Regions from separate parts of the Mus musculus genome. Here region 2 is linked to region 1. A link is a loop called in an ENCODE intact Hi-C map of the cell type or tissue named here. Cell type or tissue: left cerebral cortex. All regions are shown on one strand. Links, peaks and the distances in the headings refer to the core of each region. The heading gives the core; the rest is flanking DNA.

Region 1 (5,913 bases), core at 1-5,000:
CATGGAAAAGCTGCTGGGCAACACCCCGCTGAACTTGGAGCAGAGAAGGGCCTCCTTGGAGGACTTCTATGGAAGCCCGATTCCGAGTGTCTCACTTAAGCTTCTCTCAAACATCAATTCTGTCTTCCTGACCAACACGAACACTGAAAAGCTCGCCTCGAATGTCACGTTCAAGTTCGACTTTACTTCTGTGAGTCCTCCAACTGGAGAGAGGGGAGGGGTGGGGATGCTCTGTGGCTCACCCCCTAACCAAAGTCAAAAGTCAGGGCAGCGCCTCTTGACCTACATGGTACGAGAGAACTAACTCCCAAAGTTATTCTGACTCCTTCCTCCAACACACACACAAAATAAATGTAATAAAAAACACTAAAAATACATAAAAAATTTAAAATCACAGCTGTGGGGTGTGTGTGGTGACACATGCTTTTAATTCTAGTACTTGGGAGGCTCTCTGAGTTTGAGGCCAGCATGGTCTACAGAAATTCAGGATAAAGCTCATAAAGACTCTGTCCCAAAAAATAAAACAGCAAAAAACAAAACTAAATAGATAAAAAAAGAAATAAAATCTGAGCTGGGTGTTGTGGCACAGACATTTTCCTCTCAATTGCTGGGAGGCAGGAAATTCAAGGTTCAAAGCCTGCCTGGAGTGAAGTTAAGGCCCACCTGAGCAACTTGGCAAGACCTTGTTTTCAAACTCAGTGCTACAGTTGGTTGGCATTCAGAAAGTCCCTGGGTTCAGCCCCTAGTACTGCTGAATTGAATGAATGAATGAGCAAACAGATAAGTAACTGTGAGGCAAGGCCAGTAGTTGACTCAATGGTGGAATGCTTACCTGGCATGGTAAGGTTTGGTCTTCAGTATCATAAAATGTTTTAAAAGGGGTGGGGAGATGGCTCAGTGGTTAAGAGCACTGATTGCTCTTCCAGAGGTCGTGAGTTCAATTCCCAGCTCCCACGGTTTCACCAAACCTTAATTTAATTCCCAGCCTGAGTTGGGACCTACATGGTAGTAGAAACCAGTTTTTTTTTCCATATTTTTTATTGGGTATTTATTTCAATTACATTTCCAATGCTATCCCAAAAGTCCCCCACACACTCCCCCACCCATTCCCCTACCCACCCACTCCCACTTCTTGGCCCTGGTGTTCCCCTGTACTGAGGCATATAAAGTTTTCACGACCAATGGGCCTCTCTTTCCACTGATAGCCGACTAGGCCATCTTCTGATTCATATGCAGCTAGAGACACGAGCTCCAGGGGTTATTGGATAGTTCATATTGTTGTTCCTCCTATAGGATTGCAGATCCCTTCAGCAGCTTGAGTACTTTCCCTAGCTCCTTCATTGGGGGCCCGTGATCCATCCAATAGCTGACTATGAGCATCCACTTCTGTGTTTGCCAGGCCCTGGCATAGTCTCACAAGAGACAGCCATATCTGGGTCCTTCTAACAAAATCTTGCTAGTGTATGCAATGGTGTCAGCGTGTGGAAGCTGATTATGGGATGGATCCCTGGATATGGCAGTTTCTAGATGGTCCATCTTTTCGTCTCAGCTCCAAACTTTGTCTCTGTAACTCTTTGCTGTTTGAGGCAGCCTGGAGTGTATGAGATAGTATACATAGACTGAGGACATCCAATAAACCTAGTTTTTGTTTTTAAATTACAATCTGTAGGCAACCATTCCCGCTGGCTCTTTTAATTTCCTTGGCATTTATTACCTGCTACTGCTTGTGATGTTTCAGCTCAGGGCAAGGGCTGGTGTCCTGTTGTTCAGTTGCTGGCTCCTCATGCTCTCTGAGCACAAAGTAGATACTTATGTAGCCAAAAGCAAGGTTCTCAGCTCCCCCAGACTGGCCCTAAGTGTGCTCAAAGTGTGCTTCCGACACCCTCACCACCTATCTGCCCACAGGTGGAGTCAATTGAGCCACGTCATGAGCTGATATGTGCCTTCTGGAAAGCCCACAACGGGAATGGGTACTGGGACACCGACGGCTGCTCAATGAATGGCACTGGCTTCTGCCACTGCAACCACCTGACCAGCTTTGCCATCCTAATGGCTCAGTACCATGTGCAGGTAAGCGGTAAGCTCTAGACCCACAGGTAGCCAGGTGTGCTAGGCAGGAGCATGGTCTCCACTCAAGGGTGTTGTTCAAGCAGGCTCCTTTGGATGGCCCCATGCCTTGCTTTTTAGCTCCTCCCCTGGAATCCTCTTTATGACCCAGTAGCTGATGGATGCAGGCCTCTTGTCTGAGTCACTGCACAACTGTCAAGAACTGCTAAAAGCACACCAGTCTGGGCAGATGAGATGGGTCAGTGAGTAAAGGTGCCTGCAGGTAGCCAACCTAATAACCCGAGTTCCATCTCCAGAAAGCACAGTGACAACAGATACTTCACCCGGCAACCCTCCTCCCCTGCAAATAAAAGGCCCTGTGTAGATTGTTCCAGGTAGTGTAGCTTCCTGAACATGGCTATTACCTGGGCCACATGGTCAGCTTGAATTAGCCAGTTGGCCCTGTAGTCCAAGACAGGATGCAGGATCATAGGTAGGAGGGGTGTGAGGGCACACCACTCATCCTGGTTGCCTGCTCCTAGGACCCAAGGCTGGAATTGATCACCAAGGTGGGGCTGTTGTTGTCCCTGATCTGCCTGCTGCTGTGCATCCTGACCTTCCTGCTGGTGAAGCCCATCCAGAGCTCTCGAACCATGGTGCACCTGCACCTGTGCATCTGCCTCTTCCTGGGCTCAATCATATTCCTGGTCGGCGTGGAGAATGAAGGGGGTGAGGTAAGTTCCAGAGCATGGAGTTAAGTCCTAGGAGTAAGGCCCAGCTGGGGCTCAGTGTGGAGCCAGAACCTGATGGAGCCCCGCTGCTGGGGCATGAGGCTTTGAAGCCCAGTGGTCCTACCGGGCACTGATTCTTCCTAACTCTCCATCCCACAGGTGGGCCTGCGCTGCCGCCTGGTGGCCGTGATGCTGCATTTCTGCTTCCTGGCCGCCTTCTGCTGGATGGCACTGGAGGGCGTGGAGCTCTACTTCCTGGTGGTGCGTGTGTTCCAGGGCCAAGGCCTGAGTACATGGCAACGCTGCCTGATTGGCTACGGGGTGCCCCTCCTCATCGTGGCCATCTCAATGGCAGTTGTCAAAATGGATGGCTATGGGCATGCAACATAGTGAGTGTACTGAAGTGAGGCCCAGGCTGGGCGGGGCCAGGGCTGGGGCACTGACTGATGGGGCACCTTCTCCTCCCCAAGCTGCTGGCTGGACTTTAGGAAGCAGGGCTTTCTCTGGAGCTTTTCGGGACCCGTGGCCTTCATCATTTTCGTAAGTACTCTCTGGGCACTGGAGGCCTGAGCAGCCAGACTGCTAACTCCTTGCAGCCCTATAACCCGAGACCATGATCCCCACTCAGTGCAATGCTGCCATTTTCGTGATCACTGTCTGGAAGCTCACAAAGAAGTTTTCTGAAATCAACCCAAACATGAAGAAGTTAAGGAAGGCGAGGTGAGAGGGGCAGGGAAGGAGGCTTTGGGGCAAGGGCTGGAGACCGGGCTGTTTGCTACAGTTGTCCACCCCCACAGGGTGCTGACCATCACCTCCATCGCCCAGCTCCTTGTGCTGGGCTGCACCTGGGGCTTCGGCCTGTTCCTCTTCAACCCCCATAGCACATGGCTATCCTACATCTTTACCCTGCTCAACTGCCTGCAGGGCCTATTCCTCTATGTGATGCTCTGCCTGCTCAACAAAAAGGTAGGCTGACCAGAGCTGGCTATGGAAGAGCCCAGGGTGGGAGGAGGCAGGGCCAGGCCTGAGTCCCTAGCCCAGCTCCTTTTTTCCCCATAACCTGGTGCCTTGTGTTCACAGGTGAGGGAAGAGTACTGGAAATGGGCCTGCATGGTCACTGGGAGCAAGTACACAGAGTTCAACTCTTCCACAACAGGCACTGGCACCAGCCAAACACGGGTAAGGGGCTGGCCTGCAGTGGGGCTGGGAGGGCAGGCCTAGGTGAGCTCAGCCTCAAAGGCCTCCTTCTCTGCAGGCTCTCAGGTCCTCAGAATCAGGGATGTGAAGGCGAGTTCCATGAAGGACAGCAGCACATACTCACGGCTGTCATTCTGCCTTCTGTTCCTGCCACCTTTCGGCCTTTGACCCCACTTCATATAAAGAAGGGATGCAAACCCAGCAATGAGCCCTGCCACGGGGCAAGGGGTCGCTGGTCCTGCTTCTGGTTGTCTCTGCCTCACCACAGCTACTGCCTACCAGAGAAACAGAATGCAGCCAGCCCAGACCTGCAGCCCACTGCCTGGTACACGAGGCAGGCAGTCCTAGGACAAAGGGAAGAGCCCTTGAGACCTGGGCTCTTTGCCAGGGTGCTGGGTTCAGTTTCCTTAAGCTAAGACTGTGGATGCCACGTCAGCCACTGAAGCCCGCCTGCTGCTGAGGCTCACGGTACAGAGGCCTCGCTGCTCCACATCCAGGGCAGAAGGTCTCACAGCTAAAGACTAGGTTTTGTAATTTTTTTAACCTGTAAACCTTTCAATGTTGACACACAAAATTAAATATCATATTGATAAAAAAGATGGCACGTTTGCTGGTGAGAAGTTTGCTGGCTTGACCCAACCCCATGAGATGTTGACCGAAAGGGATGGGGCTGGAGCCATGCATTCACAATAAAAGTTTATTCTTACATCACTAAAGCTTTGGAACAATAAAAAGAGACATCGATTTGTCACCTAGAAAGAGGTTCTGAAGCAGCAGGTGGGAAAGAGAGTGGCCATGTTGCCCTGGCTACACATACGGTTACCGGCTCTGCTCAACTGTAAAGACAAGAAAGACACAGTGAGTGAGGATAGAGGGCCTTTGCTCCTGAAGCCCCGCTCCTGCCCTGAGTGGCTCCAGGTACTCACTGTATGTGGAGATATCTATTTCCTCTGGAAGCTCAGCTACATTCACTTCAAACCGGTCCTGAACATCATTAAGGATTTTGGCATCATTTTCATCCGATACAAAAGTGACTGCCAGGCCCTTGGTACCAAAGCGACCAGCACGAGCCACCTGCAGAGAGATGGTCAGGAGACAGTCACTCCTGAGGATCTGAGAAGGGTGGGGGAGGTCCTGAGCCCGCCCACACTGGGAGGAGGCGCTCACTCGGTGAAGGTAGGTGTCTGAGTCCTCTGGCATGTCATAGTTGAAGACAATGTTGACTCGCTCAATGTCCATACCTCTGCCAAACAGATTAGTAGCCACCAGGATTCGTCGCTGGAAGTCCTTGAACTGCTGGTATCGGGACAGGCTAGAGCGGGAGACAAGCAGAGGCATTAAACCCGAGTCCCAGGTGTGAGCAGCCTTGGCCCTGGTGGACATCACTCACTCATGCACTCACCGCTCCTCCTGGGCCATGCCTCGGTGAATAGCGATAGCTGGGAAATTCTGCTCCACTAGGAGCTGGGCCAGGGCCATGCAGCGTTGCACAGACTTGACAAAGATCACCACCTGAAGAAGAAGGGTGTTTAGGCGCATAGATAATCACCCCACAGGCCCATATCTTGGTGTGGAAGGAAGGAAGGAAGGAAGCATCACCTGGTTAAACTCTAGCACGTCGAGGAGGTCGAAGAGCTTACGGTTCTTCTCACTGTCCTTGAGCTTGACGTAATACTGCTGCAGCCCATGCAGTGTGAGCTTGGTCTCGTCGTCCACAAACACCTCCATAGGCTGTGTGGGGAGGGAAGCAGGAAGGGGCGAGTAGGGCTCACTTCTGGGCGTCTCATGTGCCCGGAACCTTCCAGAGAGCAGCTCCTCTGTATTGATGATTCCCAGAGGGCCTGTTGCACCCAACCTCAGTAAACAATTCTCTCCCAAAAGCCGGATGTAAGCTCTGCCTCTGGCTCAGGTGTGGACCACTCAGCTCCCAGTTTGACAA
Region 2 (5,913 bases), core at 572-5,571, 170 kb before region 1:
GCCAAAGCTACCACTGCCTAGACTTATAGTTTATTTGTTTTTTTGGTTTTTTTTTTTTTTTTTGGTGGGGGGAGGCTATAAAGCTGAACCCGGGGCCAAAACCAGGCACTTAAGCAATATAGACAACTCAGTGCGGGGGTTGGGGTGTGGGTTCAGGGGAGCGGAATCCAGAGAGGTAAGAACAGAGCTTGGAAGCTGCCGCGCTGAGAATCCGTTTTACGAAGGATGGGTGCAACTCTTAAGATTGATGGCTGAGGAGAAGCAAAAACTGGGCTTGGATCCTTGGGGAAGGGAATCCACCCAAAAGCAGCCTAAATACCGAATCCGGCAGCTTATTCAAGTTCAACGTCCAGCTGAATGTTAGCACTGCCTTAGGAGTGCAGATAAACCCTGATGTGGATTTTTCAGAGAATGTGATGTGCTGAGGTTAGAGCAGGAGGTGTGGGGTGGGGTGGGGGATGGGGTGGGTTAAAAGTCCATCTCAGTGTGCATGGAAGGTGCTGTTCTGCCTGCTGAGTGGGTTAAAGTCAGGAAAAGGTTTGAGAGTGGAAGAACTTGGGTGGGTCTTGAATAGGAACAAAGATTATCCACAAAAGCCTTAATGTATAGGCCATTAACCTGTTCCCAAAAAACCCTTCTATGTAGCTCCTCCTGGTGGGAGATTGGGCGGGGAGGCACCGTTGCGTGGACAGGGAAAAGGGGCCACTACCAAAAATTTCATTCCTACTTCTTTAAAAGACACACTTCTCTTCCAGGATTAAGGGTCCTTGGTTCTTCAAAACCAAACTTCAGGGAGGAGTACTTATGTGAGGTGCTACCCCCACCCAGGGAAGACTCCATGTTTGAAGAGTGTCAGCTATGAACCTAAGTGACCAGGGGACTGAATCCAGGGAACCAAAGATACACTACACCTCGAGTGCAGGAAAGATCCTATCCTTTTTGTGACTGACTGATAGAGAGGAGGGTCCCGTCTCTCTGTGCGTTTCCTACTTTGACATATCAACGGATCTCTAGAAAGCTCTACTCCCCTAGCAAGTGGTGTGTGTGTGTGTGTGTGTGTGTGTGTGTGTGTGTGTGTGTGTGTTTTACTGAGGCTGAGGTGTTCAGTGGCCTAGCTGTGGTTGCCCAGCATGTGTAAGGGCCTGGATTCTATCTCCAGCCCAAATGGAGAGGGAGGAGTCCTTTAGCTACTAGCTTCCTTTCTCCAGCAGCCCACCCATCTCTTCTGCAAAAGCAATCCAGGAGATAGTTTGAACTAGCACGCTCCATTATGAAGAAAAGTCGTGATATATATATTTTTTAAGGACCAAGGCTCAGTTTGGAAAAATCCTAGCAGGATGTCCCCTCCCCCTCCCGCTTTCCAAAACCCTTCTCTCCCCCAATTCTGGTGGCCGGTGGTGCGCCCCTGGTGGCGGCCGAATTGGCTTGCCAGCCTCCATCCTAACCGTGGCTCTTGGGTTCTTGGGCAGAGGGCTCAGAAGGCAAAGGATGCAGGGAGGTTGTGAACACGAAGAGTCACCCGCACACCCCGGACTCTGCCTGCGCAGTCGCAGTGGAGGCTGCGCCGGCAGCCGGGCTCCGGGAACCAAAGCGTGCACGCGCGCGCGCAGACTCGCCCGCTGCGGGTACCTCTAACCCTCTACTCCTTAGAGGTACCCGAGGCCTGGATAGGGTGCAGTTCACTCTAGCATCCTGCCTTTCACGTTGGGACCTTATGCAGAGTGACCACGTCGTTCCTTGGCATTACATTCTGTACACCTGGTCCCATTAGATCCTTATGCACAGGCTGTCCTGCGTCTTGGGTTACCCTAAGTCTATAGGCACGACACCCCATCTTTTGAGCACCGTGTACTTGAGGACACCGATGTGCAGAGTGTCTGGGCATGAAGATACCCAATGTTCTGCATCATTGTGATCCCATAGCCTGAGCATCTAGCATGTTGGACACCTCATTCCAAGACATAATGGTACCCTTCTGGGCTCTCAGTGTGTGGGGCCTACGGTCTCTGGCTCAGTAAACCCTTGTTTCTAGGGTTCCAAATTTGTCTCAGCCCAACTCCTTCCAGGAGATGCCTGCTGCACCTGCAAGATCGATGTGACCTGTCGAGGGAGCTGGATGATTGGGGTTTGTGCACTCTTGCGGTCCCTGGGGGCTTCCTGTACTGGATCCCTTGAGCAATTTCTGAGCTCCTTCCAGTACCACACTCAGAACCCACTCAAGTGAACAGTGAGATAAAGGCCTCACTGAGCGCTGGACATCGTGAGCATACCTTTAACTCCAAAACTCAGTTCGATGGCAGTGAACAAATTATCTCCTCTGGGACTGACATTCTAATTGGTGAAACAAACAAATACTACAAGGTCCTGCAAATGCATAAACGATGCCACCAAGACACAAGTGTCACCAAGGAAAGGAAATAAAATGAACCCAGAAATGGTGGCAGGCTTTGCAATGTAGGAGTGGGACAGAAGACTGCATTCACGGTAGACTCTCATAGCTTCAGCGCTACGCTCTTTAGTTGGGGGAGGTCCCTGGAGGTCTCTCCAGGAAGATGGGGTTTGAATAAAGAGCTGAGAAAAGGGAGGAGCCTCAGGGTTGGGGAGGGAATATGAGGAAGGTCCTGCCAGGCAGATTGAACAGCCTTTTCCAGGGTCCAGAGGCAGGAGCATTGAGCAGATCAGTGAAGGCCCCTTCAGATGAGAGGGAGGAGGTACTGAGTACGTTGGCTTAGTGGGCCATGAGACAGAAACTATGGGAAGGAAGGGCGAGAAGGAACTCAAGTGTGCACAGGTCCTAATGGCCACTAGGGGGAGAGTGTGGGGTAGAGAGCAAATGCCAGAGACTGCTGATAACGGATAGTGTGCTGGTGGAGGATAGCAATGGAGATGGGGAGGAAGATGTGAGGGGCTAAGATGTGCTTCTGCAGTAGGGCACCTGCCTAAGATCCCTCCGTGAGGATTGAGGAATGTCAGTCAATCTTAGAGCGCTGGCTCAGAATCTGCTCTTGGGAGGAGCTGGTAGGGCTCTTGCCAGGGTCTATCGAAGGCCATGTTCCAATCCCCAGCACAGCAAGGAAGTGGAGTGAGGACAGATGCAGGGTAGCTGAGCATCAGAAGGAGTGGGGATATTTGGAGGTTAGCTGTAATATTTACATTTGACCCACCAACTAGCAAGCACTAAAGCAAGTCAGCCCTGGGGGCATGGCCCAGGTGTGAGAAGACCCCCTTCTCCATCTCACAGAAGGACAGTCGAGGTTCCAGATCTCACAGAGCAATTACAGAACTGGAGTCAAAACTGGACAAGGAGGCACATTCTGTAATCTCAGCGTTCTGGAGGCTGAGGTAGAAGTGCCCTGAGTTTGAAGTCATGTAGTATGATAGTATATGACTCCGTTGGTGTGAAATATCAAAAGAATAGAGACAGGAAATGGTGGTCCGAGACTGGGAGAGAGAGGGCAGTGGTGGATAATAGGGTTTCCTATGGCGGGGGTGTGAGACTGGTAGACATGTCGTGGACCTAGACACGTGCCCTGGGCTGTCCGTCCTGGAGTGTTGAGCACTTACTTTTACATAATAATATTTTAGCCTCGGTTTTTAAAAATAATGTGCGTGGAACAGCAAAATGGCTCAGCAAGTAAAGGCATTTGCTACCAAACATGATGATCTGAGTTCGATTCCTGGAACTCACATAGCAGAAAGAGAGAACTGACTCTCACACGTTGTCCTCTGAGCTATACCCACACTCATGCACACATGCAGTGTGCACACACACACTAAATATATATTTAAAAAGTTATAGGGGTGACTTGAGAGAGCTGGGGAGTCGGAAGCTGACCATCAGACGAGAGGTTGGTGAGTGAAGGCATAGGACACAAGGGAAGGAAGAGTGGCTGGGTTTAGAGTATGCTGTAGAGACACTCCTTAACCCTTGCACCTCCACGTGCCTAGCACCCCGACCTTCGCATTCCTCTCCACAGTACTGCCCACCTTAGAGTGTTCTTGTCTGTCGTGCATGTCCTCTGCTGCCGGCACTCGTGTTGAAAGCTTGGTCCCAGCTTGGCACTGTTGGGAGTCAGTACATACACCTTTGGGAGTTGGAGCTTTATAGAGGTCTTTGAATCACAAAGTGCCTTAGTTATTTTCTGTTGCTGTAATACAACATCATGGCTAAGGCACTTAGAAAAGAAGGAGTTTATTTGGGGTTTACAGTTTCAGAGGGTCAGAACCCATGACCACCATGGTGGGGAACATGGCAGCCATTGGGCAAGCAAGGTGCTGGAGCAGTAGCTGAGAACTCACATCTATGACACAGGCTCAAGGCAGAGCCAGCTAACTGGGAATGGTGTAGATTTTAAACCCCAAAGCCCACCCTCATGACACACCCCCTCCAACAAGACCACGCCTTCTAACCCTTCCCAAACAGTTCCACTAAGTGTTCAAGACCAAGTGTTCAAACATATGAGCTTCTGGGGGCTATTCTCATTCAAACCACCACACTGAGGGTGACTGAAGAAAACTGTGAGGGTCTCCTCCCTTCCCATCTCCCCCTTTTACTTCCTGTTTAGGAACTGAATGGTGTGTTCTTCACATCTACTACCAAGAAAGATATGTTGCCTTTCTGCAGGCTATATGATTATGGAGGGAACCTCCAAAACTTTGGGCCAAAGATATGTCTTTGGGGCTGATGTGCTACCAGGAACCCAGTCGGTCCCGTTAAAATAAACCGTGGTTCTTTCCCCAGCCACTAGGGGCCGCTGTCCTACTGTTCTGTGACTGCAGGTGAGCCAGCTCGTCCCTTCTCCCCAGGTGTGCAGGAGGCACAGCTACCTCCCCAGCCTGGAGAAGGGGAAAGCTGAGGTCTGATGGGCTGGAGGGAAGGAGAATGCAGAGAGTGCCTGAGATGGGGACTGGGGGAAGAAAAAAGTGTGTGGGGACAGGGGTGGGGAGGAGGTGAGACAGGACTGGCAGTGTTGTAGAGACTGGCAGGAGGGAGCAGTGGTATAGGAGTAGAAAGGAGTTTGGAAGATGCCACCCCAGACATACTTATGAGTGAGATCAAGAGATAGATGAGTAGATAAAAAGGAAGAAGGGTCCTTAAGAGATCCTGAATGCTTACTGGTGATGGTTTGGCTGATGCCTGGAGCAAGCTGAGTTGACTGGGGTGTAGGACTGGTCTGTAAGATGGTGAGCATCACCAGGGAAGCTGATAGGAAGGAAGTGGGGGAGGGAGGGAGAAGGGCGAGAGAAAGCTCGAGCTGGAGCTAGTGAGCATTCATTGGATGGTAGGAAACGTTAGAGAACCCCAGGGAGCCAAGGCAAAGGTGGAAGGTGAAGGTCAGGGAGAGCCTTGGAGAGGACACTGGGGCCTCCTCAAGCAGAGGCTGCCTCAGCAGTGTGAATGATGGGGAGGCTGGCAGACTGAAGATGGAAGTAGGCAGCAGGGAGTGGTGGGGTCTGAGGCCCTGTGGAAGGGCCAGATGGGACTGAAGGGGTCCTGTGTGTGAGAAAGAGAGATCTGAGGATAGAGAGAGATTGGGAAAGGACAGAAAAGACAAGAGTGGTTTCCAGGGAGGTGGGGCAGTAGCTGGGGGTGGGGGGAGGTATGGGCAGTTCCTAATCTCAAGTAGGCCTGCTGAAGTGACAAAGCCAGTACCGACCCAGGGCTGAAGACAGGCAGTGGGGTAGGAGGGAGCCAGTGGGGACAGAGGGCAACAGCTCAGAGAACTGCAGTCACGCCTCTCTCCCTCTCACTGAAGCTCAGTTTCTACAACCCCAACGGGAGCTGCTCTGTTGAAACAGTAGATCCTGCAGAAGCCAGAACCCAGCGTGGCTGTGTGGGTTCTCCTTTCCTTACCAAAGCCCATGTCTGATTTATAGAGAGACCTTGGGTTCTGTTTTTTTGGGCTTGTGGAG

What was found. A loop is a pair of places that touch in the nucleus more often than their neighbours do. Peaks named below come from ENCODE experiments on the same cell type or tissue, not always from the same donor. Only the 100,000 strongest peaks of a DNase experiment are listed, where the experiment ranks them.
Region 2: it touches region 1 in a loop (4-fold over the local background); 23 of 42 quality-filtered maps call a loop at or near these places.

The regions. Positions count from the first base shown.
Region 1 is chr8:83,722,022-83,727,934 of GRCm38, reverse strand. Ddx39a (DEAD box helicase 39a) reads right to left here. Exons shown (of 11, transcript NM_197982.3): 7 at 5,574-5,705; 8 at 5,377-5,486; 9 at 5,142-5,286; 10 at 4,901-5,048; 11 at 4,584-4,810. The coding sequence ends at 4,794. Adgre5 (adhesion G protein-coupled receptor E5) reads left to right here. Exons shown (of 20, transcript NM_011925.2): 12 at 1-190; 13 at 1,906-2,070; 14 at 2,589-2,780; 15 at 2,937-3,166; 16 at 3,248-3,317; 17 at 3,406-3,497; 18 at 3,575-3,743; 19 at 3,858-3,956; 20 at 4,033-4,684. The coding sequence ends at 4,062. Mir1668 (microRNA 1668) reads left to right here and starts at 3,951; the gene lies at 3,951-4,057. In left cerebral cortex, for the core only: a CTCF peak has its summit at 2,958 (motif pointing left); a DNase peak (open chromatin) is centred at 2,987.
Region 2 is chr8:83,892,971-83,898,883 of GRCm38, reverse strand. The region is part of intron 1 of Gm26721 (predicted gene, 26721); the gene reads left to right. Among named protein-coding and RNA genes, the nearest start is that of Gm26721, 3.8 kb to the left of the region's middle. In left cerebral cortex, for the core only: CTCF peaks have their summits at 685 (motif pointing left), 1,408, 2,807 (motif pointing right) and 4,745 (motif pointing right); DNase peaks (open chromatin) are centred at 1,505, 2,795 and 4,747; H3K4me3 peaks cover 669 bases; H3K27ac peaks cover 920 bases.